Linked DNA regions of Homo sapiens: region 2 is linked to region 1. A link is a contact called in ENCODE Hi-C or POLR2A ChIA-PET data. All regions are on one chromosome and are shown on one strand. Each heading gives the region's core, a stretch centred on a gene start or an enhancer-like site at or near the end of the contact. The rest is flanking DNA. Distances are from core to core; before and after follow the strand shown. Region 1 holds the start of LGR5 (leucine rich repeat containing G protein-coupled receptor 5). Region 2 holds the start of TSPAN8 (tetraspanin 8).

What was found. A loop is a pair of places that touch in the nucleus more often than their neighbours do. ChIA-PET counts read pairs that join two places held with the same protein, here RNA polymerase II (POLR2A).
Region 2: a loop to region 1 is called in a map of HepG2, with 3 times the contacts of the local background. The contact joins the promoter of TSPAN8 here to the promoter of LGR5 in region 1. A Hi-C loop is called at or near these places in 2 of 168 maps with a recorded cell type or tissue (both HepG2). POLR2A ChIA-PET finds 5 or more read pairs at or near these places in 1 of 52 experiments (HepG2).

The regions. Positions count from the first base shown.
Region 1 is chr12:71,435,612-71,442,166 of GRCh38, reverse strand. LGR5 (leucine rich repeat containing G protein-coupled receptor 5) reads right to left here and starts at 2,369. Exons shown (of 18, transcript NM_003667.4): 1 at 1,875-2,369. The coding sequence starts at 2,086. LOC124902962 (a long non-coding RNA gene) reads left to right here. Exons shown (of 3, transcript XR_007063364.1): 2 at 580-699.
Region 2 is chr12:71,154,146-71,161,058 of GRCh38, reverse strand. It overlaps TSPAN8 (tetraspanin 8), which reads left to right and starts at 3,060. Exons shown (of 9, transcript NM_004616.3): 1 at 3,060-3,129; 2 at 3,272-3,440. The coding sequence starts at 3,381.

The DNA of each region.
Region 1 (6,555 bases), core at 1,120-3,619:
ATCTGGAACTATTCATAAGCTTATTTTCTGTATCCTTAAACATATTTTATAATGAATGTATGATTTAAATAGTAAGTTAAGTGTCTGGGGGTACTGCACACCTCCCTTGCATACAGTCAAACTTCTTCAGGGTGATGGGGAAGAGGAGTTATAGGCTGCCAAGCAAAATTGCCAAACTGGTCTCAGAAATTCACTGCATTGGAGAGCGCGGGATCCTTGCAACACTGACTTTAGCAGTTAAACTAGAGTGGTTGGGGATGAGTATTCTGCTTTGTAGTAGAGATAGCTGTTCAGGAGGAGGAAATGTGAATTCTGAGAGCGTGATCATTTAGGAGAGATTTCCATTCCTGGAACGATATCACTACCACATGCACGAGTGCAATTGAAGGGAAACCTGGTGGGGAAACAGTTTTAACATTCTTTCAGGTAAAAAAGAAAAAGCAGTCAAAATAGCTTTATGGTAGAGGAGGAGGCGACCTGCCATCTACCAATCCTAAAATCTAGCAGAATGGTACCTTTCTTTAAAGACAATATTAAAGCAAGTAAAAGATGTTTTTTTCTTCCTCACTCTGTCTCCAGAAAAAGAATCACTACCTAGTGGAAAATGTTGTGCAAGCCTCTTCATGTTTCTTCCCTCCAGAAAACAACTAAACAGATGGAAGAACTGGTTCACAAACATCCCAACTCTCTCCTGCCAAGGTACATCAGAGAAGCCGAAAACTGGGACTGCATGGGCTTGGGGTGGGCTCGCTGCAATGTCTTGATCTAAAACCTAAATGTTTCACCTTGTGGTAAGGAGCACCTGTTTCCCAGAGTGGCCTAGAACCTGGCCTCTCTGCTGGAAGGAATGAAGCCCCAGATGCTTTGCACGGGGGTGGAGAGAGTAGTCGCCTTGGTCTCCGAGAATAGGGTTCCTCCTGGGTCACCGCGTTCACCCAACTACCTGTTACCTTCGGGCCTGGGTTTTCCACAGAAAAAATTACGCAATGAGCCGCCGCCTCAGGGCTTTGGAAGTTGCAGTGGGGAGAGAAGGGGTGGGAGAATCCCCCAGGGATGATAGAGAGCTTCAGGTCTCCCTTTGGGTGTCGGTGCCGCTGTTTACCAGCCCAACAGCCTTCAGCCCACTTCCCCTTTCCTCCCCGGGGGAAGAGATGGTTAAAGATTACACAGCGGCCGCGGGCACTTCAAAGGGCGGCGCGGGCAGCCAAAGGTAAAGATAACGTTCTGGCAGCTCTAATCGGGGTTTGTGGTTGCCACATTTTAATCACGCCGTTAAAAAAGAAAGAAAATAAAAAGAAAGGAGGGAGGGAAGGAAGGAAGAAGGGAGGAAGGAAGGGAGGAAAAGAGGAAAAAACCCCAAAAAGGTTACATCACGTCACAGTGCAAGGGATGCAGACTAAAAACCCTTTGGAGCTGGGCAAGTTGTTTCTCCTTTGGGGAAACTTTCTACAGACCATCTTTTCGTGGAATGCGACTAGACGCAGAGAGGCGGTTGGGGCGGGGACCAGATGGCAGCCTGCCTTTGGGTACCAGGCTCTGGGTCACAAATGTCCACTCCGCACGCAAATGCCTGCATTTGCAGGAATTCGCCCTGCGATGTTTCTAGCGCTGGACTGGGAAGCTGCGGCGCAGCAGCGCTTTCCCGGGTTGCACTCGAAGCCATTTCTCTGCGGGTCCAGAAAGTGCCGGCACGCTACTCCCCGAGACACGTGCATTTCTCTGGGGGCCCTAACAGGCCTGGCCAGGATGCCCTTGACAAACTCGCCCCCCTCCCCCACGAGCAGGCGGGCGCCGAGGAGCCTCCAGCCTCGCCTTGGACGAACCTTCCTTCCCCTCTTAGTCTCTCTCCCGGAGTGACGTGGGGAAGTACTTACAGGTAGGAGGTGAAGACGCTGAGGTTGGAAGGCAGCTCCGAGAGCCCCAGGTCGGAGCAGTCCACCCTGAGCAACATCCTGCCGTCGGGCTCGCAATGACAGTGTGTGGGGCAGCCCCTCAGCAACACACCAGACCTGGGAGAGCTGCCCCCGGTCGCCAGCTGCAGCAGCACAGGCAAGGACAGGAGCACACCGAGCCGGGAGGTGTCCATGGTGCCCGAAGTAGGGGGCCACGAGCCGGACGCGGGCGGAGAGCAGCACCGGACTGCTACGGGCCGTGGCGCGCCGGGCGCCGCTCCGTGGGCTTCTGCAACTCAGCGGGCGTCTGCAGCGCCAGACGCCGCGTTCCTGACCCCACGGCGTGGGCGGCGAGGAGAAGCGCGGCGGGGACAGAGGTGCCGGTTGCCGCCACGCCGGCCTTCGGAGCAGCCCTGGCTGCAGCGGCGACAGTGGCGGTGCGCCTTGCTGCTGCTCGCGGCCTGAGCGGTGTGGAGCAGCATCTCTGCTTGCACGCTCGTTTTTTAAAGCGCTCCAGCCCGAATTGCGCGCCCAGTGACGTCAGCGCAGCCTGGCTTCCCAGGCACCCCCCGCCCGGCCCCACTTTCCCTCCACTTGTCCCCTCCCTCCTTTCCCAAGTCCTGGGCTGGGAGGCAGCAGGCAGCAGGCAGCGCGCGGTACTGGCGAGTTCTCGGCGCTCCCACTGAGCCTCCGCCTGGAAGATTCAGTGCTCAACGCCGCGCGCCGGAATAGGGGACCCCCCCACCCTTACCCCTTCATGCGTGCTGGAGACCCAGATCTAAGAGTCGAGAGGGACCTGCTTCGGAGAGACCTAAACAGACGCACAAGGACTGGAGGATGCGGCACGTTTCCTCCGAGCCCGCTTCAAATAATGGATGAGATACTTGAAGTGATTAAACAGAATAAAACAAAACAAAAACACAAAAACTAAAATCCTATGCAGAGAAATAGTTACGTTATCAGGGTAAGGAGGCAGGCGTCCCCGGCGAATGATAGGTGGCCTTTTTGATCCTTACGTCTGCCGCACTGTCTGGCTCGCTTTTGCCCTAAAATCAAAGCTCTAGGCTAATCGCTAAACAAATACAGCTCCTGAGCGAGCACTCCACTGCTGCCTTCCTATCTCTTGCGGGGTGAGGAAGTCGAAGTGACTCATTTGTTTTTTAAAAGTGGTTTAGAATACCCTAGAAGTCACTTTTAGTAAATCGATGCCAGAGTGACAGATGGCTGTTTGCTAACTTCCAGGGACTTTTCATCTTAAGTGTCCCAGCGCTCTCTGAACTGAGAGCAGTCCCACCTATGTGAGTGACACTGGGCTCTGAGAACCGCTGCAGAGCGCCAGGGGGAAAATGCATGCTCTTGCTTCAAAAAGTGTCCTATAGTGAATCTGCAGGAAAAAGGAGGAAAAGGATTCAGGGCTTTCTTGGAGAGAAGCCCTCGTTGAGGTACAAATAGCCCTCGCCAGACCTGAGTGAGCTGCTGAAAGAGGTGGTATTCCAAGCCTGCCACACCAACTCACAAAAATGCAGTTTTCACTCTGGGGCACAATGCCTCACAGCATCATGAAGGCAGGATACCCTGTTGATTTTCCAAGTCCTTTTTAATCTTCCTGCATTTAGACTGCCCAACAAAATTTCCCAAATAAACGTCTAAATTTTAGAGTTGGGAAGAGCTGTTTCTCTGTGCAGTGTATGTGCCTTCCTTCATGTCCAAACCTCGCTGTTTGTTCACCTAAAATATATAATTTCTTGACCACAATCTGTAGTCTGAACATCTTCCTTTCTTGGGTGAAAAAACAAACAACAAACAAAGCACTTGACAGTGCTAGTGCCACTGAAAATTGTGAGTTAACTCCGGTTTCCGCACAATCAGTACAGAGAGCCCGCGTCTCTGGACACCCTTTTCCTTCACTTTTCCCTATGTATACCACATTCACTGCTACTCTGTGCTTATTCTCACATTATTCTTGCTTCCCTTAGCCATTCTTTCCACATTTAAAGAATGCCTACCTTGTGTCTTTCTTCCTTTTTTTAAACATTTTAAAAAAAATTTCAATGGCTTTTGGGGGTACAAGTGGGTTTTGGTTATATGGATGAATTATACAGCGGTGAATTTTGAGATTTTAGTGCACTCATCACCCAAGTAGTGTATGTTGTACCCAATATGTAGTTTTTAATCCCACACCCTTCTCCTACCCTCCCTTTTTGGGATCTCCAAAATCCGTTTTAACACTCTGTATGCTTATGCATATTCATAGCTTAGCTCCCACTTATATGTGGGAAAATATGGTATTTGGTTTTCCATTCCTGAGTTACTTCACTTAGAATAATGGCCTTCAGCTCCCTTCAAGTTGCTACAAAAGACTTTATTTTATTCCTTTTTATGGCTGAGTACTCTTCCATGCTGTATGTATACCACATTTTCTTTATCCACCCACTGGTTGATGGGCACTTACGTTGGTTCCACATCTTTACAATTGTGAACTGAGATGCAATAAAAATACGTGTGCATGTGTCTTCTTCATATAATAACGTCTTTTCCTTTGAATAGTGATATGGTTTGGCTCTGTGTCCCCACCCAAATCTCATGTCGAATTGTAATCCCAAGCATTGGAGGAAGGGCCTGGTGGGAGGTGATTGAATCATGGGGGTGAATTTCCCCCTTGCTGTTCTCATGATAGTGAGTTCTCATGAGATCTGGTTGTTTAAAAATGTGTTGCATTCCACCTTTGCCCTCTCTCTCCTGCTTCCTCATGTGAAGACGTGCCTGCTTCCCCTTCTTCTTCCACCATGATTGTAAGTTTCCTGAGGCCTCCCCAGCCATGCTTCCTGTACAACCTGTGGAACCATGAGCCAATTAAACCTCTTTCATTATAAATTACCCATTCTCAGGTAGTTCTTTATAGCAATGTGAGAATGGACTAATACAGAAAATTGGTACCAGGAGAGAGGCATTGCTATAAAGATATCTGAAAATGTGGAAGCAATTTTGTAACTTGGTAATGGGCAGAGGTTGGAACAGTTTGAATGGCTCAGAAGAAGACAGGAAGAAGAGGGAATGTTTGAAACTTCCCACAGACTTGTTAAATTGTTGTGATCAAAATGCTGATAGTGACATGGACACTGAAGTCCAGGCTGAGGTGGTCTCAGATGGAGATGAAGAACTTGTTGGGAATTGGAGCAAAGGTCACTTTTGTTATTCATTAGCAAAGAGGTTCTAGGCATTGTGCCCCTGCCCTAGAGATCTGTGGAACTTTGAACTTGAGAATGATGATTTAGGGTATCTGGCAGAAGAAATTTCTAAGTGGCAAAGCATTCAACATGTGACCTGAGTGCTTCTAACAGCATAAGCTTATATTTGTGAGCAAAGAGATAATCTGAAACTGAAACATATTTAAAAGGAAAACAGAGTGTAAAAGTTTGGAAAATTTGCAGCCCTGCCAAGTGGTAGAAAAGAAAAACCCATTTTCTCAGGAGTAATTCAAGCTGGGCCTAGGAAGGAAGAATGATTTTGCAGGCTGGCCCCAGGGTCTGGGTGTCCCACTTCCTTAAGCCCCACTGCCCTGACCAACCTCAAGACACTGCTCCCTGCATCCCAGCCACTGCAGTTCTAGCCATGACTAAAAGGGCCCAAATATGTCTGAGGCAGCTGCTCCAGAGGGTGTAAACCCTGACCCTTGGCAGCTTTCGCTTGGTGGTAAGCCTGTGGGTATGCAGAGGGCAAGAGTTGAGGCTTGGGAGCTTCCACCTAGATTTCAGAGGATGTATGGAAATGCCTGGATGTCCAGGCAGATGTCTGCTGCAGGGGTGGAGCCCTCATGGAGAACCTCTACTAGGGAAGTGCAGAGGGGAAATTTGGGGCTGGAGCCCCCACATAGAGTCCCCACTAGGGCACTGCTTGGTGGAGCTGTGAGAAGACGGCCACCATCCCCCAGAACCCAGAATGGTAGATCCACTCACGCCTTGCACCATGTGTCTGGAAAAGCCTCAGGCACTCAACACCAGCCCATAAAAGCAGTCACCACAGAAGCTGTTACCTTCAGAGCCTCAGGGGCAGTGCTGCCTGAGGCCTTGGGAGCCAACTCCTTGCATCAGTGTTGCCTGGATGTGAGACATGGAGTCAAAGGAAATTATTTTGGAGCTTTAAGATTTAATGACTGCCCTGCTGGGTTTTGGACTTGGATGGGGCATACACCCCTTTTGTTTTGGGAAATTTCTCCCTTTTAGAATGTGAGCATTTACCCAATGCCTGTACCCCCATTGTATCTTGGAAGTAACTAACTTGTTTTTGATTTTATAGGCTCATACACAAAAGGGTACAGGTACAGGCTCTTTTGGACTGTAGACATTTGAGTTAGTGCTGAAATGAGTTAAGACTTTGGGGAACTGTTGAGAAAGCATGATTGTGTTTTGAAATGTGAAAAGGACATGAGATTTGGGAGGGGTTAGGGATGGAATGATATGGTTTAGTTCTGTGTCCCCACCCAAATCTCTTGTTGAATTGTAATACCCATTGTTGCAGGAGGAACCTGGTGGGATGTGATTGAATCATGGAGGCCGACTTCTCCCTTACTGTTCTCATGATAGTTCTCATGAGATCTGGTGGTTTAAAAGTGTGTAACACTTCCCCATTCACCCTCTCTCTCTCCTGCTCTCCCATGTGAAGA
Region 2 (6,913 bases), core at 1,811-4,310, 280 kb after region 1:
GCAACATTAGAAAAACTTTATCTAAATTTACTTAGACTTTCCCTCTGTTCTTTCCCTCGATTGTCATTTCTTCTTATAATATTTCACTCTCCATTTCTTTCCTTACTGGCCCGGTCTTTCACAGGGTCTAAGATTTATTACTGACAATCTCCAACCCCTGCAACCTCCCACCACTGTTAAAATATCTGTTATATGAAAATTTCTCAATATCTAAGACACGTTAAATGAGTAATGAGTAAATGACTCATTCTCATACTACAGAACTCAAGAGATTGTTGACGCCAGTAGACAGAATACTGATCTGATAATCCTGTGACCTTGTTTCTAGAAGGAGATCTAACCAGTTTTGTGAACTTGGGCTACTCAATCTGCCTATGCTGCTCTTTTCTCAGGTGTAAGAGTGAGAGTTTGTCTAGAACAGTGCTTCTGTAAGTGCGTATGTGTGTTCTGTAACACCAGTCCTGAATATGTCATTCAAAAATATGTTCTGAGATTATATTCATTTCAGAATTGCTATATATCACCTCCTTGAATATTAGAAAGTTGAAGGCTCTGACAAGTCCTGAAATTAATAAACTGTTTTTCTTGACCTAATAGATTTTTTAAAGGCAGAGGTAGCATATTGGTAGTTCCCTAGAGAACCTAATGAGGAAATCACTAGTTGAACTTTCTGAGGAGCTTGGCTGCCATTGCAAATCTCTGTAGCTCTAATGCCAGCTACTGTAGGTACAGAGGTGAATAGGGTAAGATTTCTGCTTTTCAGGCATATAGAATCAAATGTGGGGGAGAGACACAAATAAATGTGATATAGTGGCAATTGTAGATTTAAGGTCTGTTCAAATAATAATGGACTTGAGGACTGAGAAGCAAGTAAATCTGCCCAGAGTGGGGGCAGAGGATGAGGAAGGGAAGGCTCCACAGGGATGTTGCAATAGAGAAGGTGGGAAAGGATATTCCAGGCAGAAGGAACAAGGCATAAAATCCAAAGGTGTGTTCTAGGCCTGGGAAATAATTCTGTGGTTATGGAGCCTAGAAGTGGAGGCTGCCTAGGAAGAAAGGGGAGGGACAAAATTCTGGAAAGTGGGTGGAGGACTTGTTTGCTGTGTGCTGTAAATGCTACTTTAAGGAATCTGAACTTTATCTTGTAGGTAAAAGGAAAATATCCTTAGATTGGGTTTTCATCATTATCATTACCTAATCAATAAGTATTTCTCAAAAAGAATTTTAAAGTGCTAAGGCAGAGAGGAACTGGGAGAAACTGCCAGGGAAATTAATTCTCATTCTATTGACACAGCTCAAGTAAGAAATGATAAAGGACTGAATAATGAAATGCAAAAGGATGAGATGGAAGAAATAGTTTTGACAGTAATTTAGGAGCTACACAGACCAGTAAGAGTGATTGGATGGAAAGAAAGAGAAATACAAAATATCTGTACAAATTCAGCCTGGGAGAGTGTTGTGTGATTATAACATTAATAGGAATAGGAATTTCCAGGAGTGAACTGTTTCATATAGGTTTTGAATTAGACTAGGGGTTCTATTACACAGTCATTCTCCTGTACAAACACATCCATTGATTTTTGTGTTACAGAGTTCAAGAGTGATTCAACTAAAGACTACACAGTATTCTTTTTAAGGATGTTCAGCATCCACCAAAATATCTATTTCAAACTAAAATTTGGTAGTATTCAATACATTCTTTTCAACAAAGCAGCATTTAAATCTGTAATTTTTTTTTAATTTTAGCCTCTGATAAATAATCATTTCTGGGACTATGAATCAATTTTGGTTTTCATTCAATCTGAAATTATTCTTTCAGCCTTGGATTATTCTATATACAAAATATCTCAATAGAAGGTTGTGAAACTATCCATTTTCTAGTAGGAAAGAGAACACAAACAATTTTAGTGATGATTTATATATTAAGCCATTATTTTTGGAATTAATCCTAAATTTGGCCTTTAACGCTATATATTATTGTTGATAATGCATTAAAATATATTGTATTTGTAGTCAGGGAGTAGAATTGTTTCAAAAACATTGTATGCCAGTGAAAATTAGAAATAATATTTTTCTTTTGTAAGGAGTTCATGCTTGCTTATCGTGTAAAACTTAGCAAAGATTCTAAAGAATAATTTTCTCAACAACCTTTTAAAGTAGAGGGTTCTTTTATTTAGGGGGAGAAGAACTCCCTTTGAGAGGCAGGATGTGGAAACTAACATGACCCAGGCTGTTTACACAAAGCAGTCCACACCTCCCTGATGATGTCGGAGCATTTTGCCTTTACCTGAGACAGCTGCCTTCTATTAGCACTAGAAACAAATAGTAAAATCTATGGTCACTGATCCATGACCACCTTCCCATTTTGAATTTTTTTGTCCGGGAGGACCTGGAATCCAGAAACTGAGTTGGTGGAGAACAGCTGTTGCTAGATACAATTTATCAGAGGAAGGAAATTACAGTGTCCACCTTAAAAACAAACCAAGCTATCAGAATGACTACGCATTATAAAATGAAAACAATGTTGCAGTCAGTGCCACTTTATGATTTCTTTCCCTTTGTATCATAAAGAAATAAAGATAAAAAGCAAATGGTCTTATCATGATAGGCAAGGCTGCCTCTCCCTCTGCAATTTCTGTGGTGTATTTACGGCAGCTCTGGAATTCTTTTGAAATAAATTTAGATGTTTTGGAGGGCAGATACATGTAATGGTTATTTTACTATTCTAGGTTTAATGATAACAGGTTGCTATGTCTAAGCTTTGATATTTTGCAGATTTCTAAATGCATTTTATTGCATTTAGAAGGAATTTTGTAGTATTGAGAAAATGCAATGCAAAAATGAGTAGAGATACAATGTCCATTTAACTCAGAACAAAACAACCTTATTTCCCCATAGTTGAAATGGAGGGCGGGGAAGTCAGGCAGTGGTTTCTGAAAGCCAAGAACTTAGTAGCACTGTGCCATTCTCTTGCCTGATCCAGTGCCATTCCCTTCACTTGATATCTGTTTACTTTAGAGGAGGCAGTTTTTGAGAAAGGATCATAAATATCCTGGCCCAGTGCCCCAGGAGCTATGACAAGCAAAGGAACATACTTGCCTGGAGATAGCCTTTGCGATATTTAAATGTGTGAGTTAATAGCCTTTGAGATATTTAAATGTGTGGGTTAATAGCCTTTGCGATATTTAAATGTGTGGGTTAATTTTTTTATCCAGTTTAATAACTTTTTATTCCTCCCTCTACTTCTTTGCTTTCTCTTTCTGCTCTGAAGCCGTGGATACAGAAATCTCTGCAGGCAAGTTGCTCCAGAGCATATTGCAGGACAAGCCTGTAACGAATAGTTAAATTCACGGCATCTGGATTCCTAATCCTTTTCCGAAATGGCAGGTGTGAGTGCCTGTATAAAATATTCTATGTTTACCTTCAACTTCTTGTTCTGGGTAAGTGTTTTCCTTTTAATTATCAATTTTATGCAAGAAAGGGGATCTTGATATAAATATCATAAACAAGAACAGACTGTACACTAGAGAAATAAGAGAAGGGGGAAAATGTATTTTCCATGTACTTGTTTGGATTTGTTTGTTCTTTCTTTGGTTATTTCAGTAATTGAAAATGAGCCAAGGACTCAAAAAAGTGCACTTCAGAATGTGAGGATAAACATTTCATAAATGTTTTCATATTGCTGCAAAAAAAAATCACAGAGGAACACAAATGCCCCTTAATTAAAGGACAATTTTCCTTAGTTGTATATCAAGCAGGCCTCCCTAATTTAAGGACTCTGTGGTAAAAACATGGTCTGATTCCATCCGGAGCCCGGGTCCTGATTCCCGCCCTTCACTTCTGGGTTTGAACAGGTGAATCGCAGGGTGTGGGACAATAAAGATCATTTTCAGAGCCTCAAAGACAAAAAAAATGGGTCATGAAAAACTTGAGGGGGAAATGATAAAATTCCTAAATCATAAGAAAATCAAACTAAGACCGTGGATATATATATGTATTGGCATTTTAAAGTCAGTATTTTGATGTGTCATCACCCTACCTTTTAATTGACAGGATTTGTATTTTAGCAATTTGTTATGTTTCTCTTGAAAGTCCATTGACATAGACATAACCAACAAATTGATAACTGATATCTATCAATAGATAATGGAAAAACAAGGTATGAAAAGAGCAGGCTGGGATGTTGGGACATTGACCTTATCATTTTTAGCATATATGGTACAATTAAAGATTGTTTAAATGTCAATCAGTGGAAATAGCACAAAGTATTTAAATGAAAAAAGTATTTTGTATACTGGATTAAAAGCTACCTTATCCACTCCAAGGATGAAAGAACTCTGGTTTTGTTTTTGTACCTGATCTTTAGTAAACAGACATCTCATACCTATGTGTTGCTATATTTCTGTTCTATTAAAATAATGATGAACTTAATTAAACTTAACTACATGAATACAGCTTTATTGTATAGACTGATTTTCCATTCAATGATCAGTAGTGCTAATGAGTACAAATGGATATATTGGTGACTTTTAAATAAGTAAGTAAATATTTAAAAAAGTAAAATAAAGAAGGCAAAAAAAATGGGCTGCTGTTTTTAGGTTAAAAAAATGGGCTGCTTTTGCAAATATTTAATGTAGCTCATGCTACATATATGCCAGTTTTTTAGTTAGTTCTGATACATTTCTTCCCTTGAGATACTTAAATTGATTAAACATTGGGAGCAGGTTATACAAAAAAAGAAAGACCTGTATTCTTTGGTTTTGTTTTGTTTCTAGTTTTTTTTTTGTTTGTTTTTTTTTTTTTTTTTTGGAGAACTTTGAATATTCACTAAAGAAGATAGGATAGGTAATCAACTCCATTGGCCAGCCCAGGTGGCCACAGAAAGATGGCCAATCTTTCTCCATTTTTACTGTATTCACTTCCCCCACCCCATATTATTTTGAAGCACATCTCAGATATATAATTTTGTCTGTAAGCATTTTAGTATATATCTCTGAAACATAATAATTCTTGAAAAAATGTAACCACAACCAGGCGCAGTGGCTCACGCCTGTAATCCCAGCACTTTGGGAGACCGAGATGGGTGGATCACAAGGTCAGGAGTTTGAGACCAGCCTGGCCAGCATGGTGAAACCCTGCCTCTACTAAAAATATGAAAAATTAGCCGGGCATGGTGGCACGCCCCTGTAGTCCCAGCTACTTGGGAGGCTGAGGCAGGAGAATTGCTTGAACCTGGCAGGGGGAGGTTGCAGTGAGCCGAGCTCGCACCACTGCACTCCAGCCTGGGCGACAGAGTGAGATTCCATCTCAGAAAAAAAAAAATGTTACCACAATATCATTATTACACTTTAAAAATTTAATAAGAATTTTTTAAATCAATTGTCAAATTGATTTGACAATTTTAATCAAACTGTCAAATTTGAGCCCATTCAGGGCTGAAATTTCCGATTACCTCATAAATGTTCCTGTTAGAATCAGGATCTAAATAAGGTCCACACTGTGTGGTTGGTTAATATATGTTTCATGTCTATTTTAATCTGTTGATTCTCCCTCAGTCAACATCTCTTTTTCTCCCTACTGAAATTTTATGCACTGGTGTGTGTTGTTTGTTTTATCACATTGCCCACAGTCTGGATTTTGCTGTTTGCATACCTGTGGTGCAGCCTGATACAATTCAAGGTCCTTTTTTTTTCACACGACAATCATAAGTGATTTTGTATTCTTTCATGAGGAGGCACTGGAGGTTTGATTGTGTCCCTCTTTTGTGACGTTCGTAGCCATTGATGGTCAAGTGCCAAAATCCATCATTAGTTCATTAAGTGGTTCAAAGTGATGATATTCTAGTTTCATCAACTTTTCTTTCTTTATTAGCTGGAACACTTTCTATAAGGAGAAACTTCTCATTTACTGTTTAATTACCTGGGTATCCCATTTTTAATATTTTTTAAGTGGCATAAAATACTTCTTTCTCACTCTTTACTTACCAGATTGCAAGTGATGAGTTAAGTTACTAATATTATCCAACAGTGATAAGTTAGTATTTCTTTAAGTATCCTTATGAAACAATAGATCAGCTCCATTACAATGTTTACCCTTATTAATGTGCAATTTGTTCCATCTCTGGCCATCAGGAGCTTCTTCAAGGTGACTCAAGTTCTTTTGAAATGATCCTAATAACTTTGATAGCCTCTTTAGTATTTGGTTTGACATGTTCCAGATCACTTGCTTATTTCCTGTCCAGACCTCGAATCAGCCATTTCTCCACCAAGTTCTGATATCTGTCTTTAAAGAGCTATAGTCATTGTTTTCCTTATGTAATACAGAATATATATGGCACATTTAAACAAACCAAAATATTAATATGCTAATAAATGCAAGGCTCCTATTTTATTAAAGATGTTCCAAAGCACTGAAACCAGTAGCAATCTTCAAATAATGAAACAGTTAAAATATATCTTTGTTGTATTAAAACATCCTGGAAAGTGCTAATAGCTATTATGAAGACATCAGAGGTCAGTGTTTCATTAAACAGCTAATCAGAAATTTGGAATAGATCTAAATTATCAAAATAATAGTCTAGGAAGGGGTAGGTTATAGATTCAGGATTATTTACCTACCTACCTTGATAGGGTTCAGGGTAGATTGTAGAGGTCTGTACCATGCCACACCCAGATATTATCATTGCTTTCCTGGCGAGCTCTGATTATTATTATTATTATTATTATTATTATTATTATTATTATTATTTTGAGACAGAGTCTCGCTCTGTTGCCCAGGCTGGAATACAGCGGCATGATCTCGGGTCACTGCAGCCTCTGCTTCCCAGGTTCTAGCGATTCTCCTGCCTCAGCCTCCCGAGTAGCTGGGATTACAGGCACGCACCACCATGCCCAGCTAACTTTTTGTATTTTTA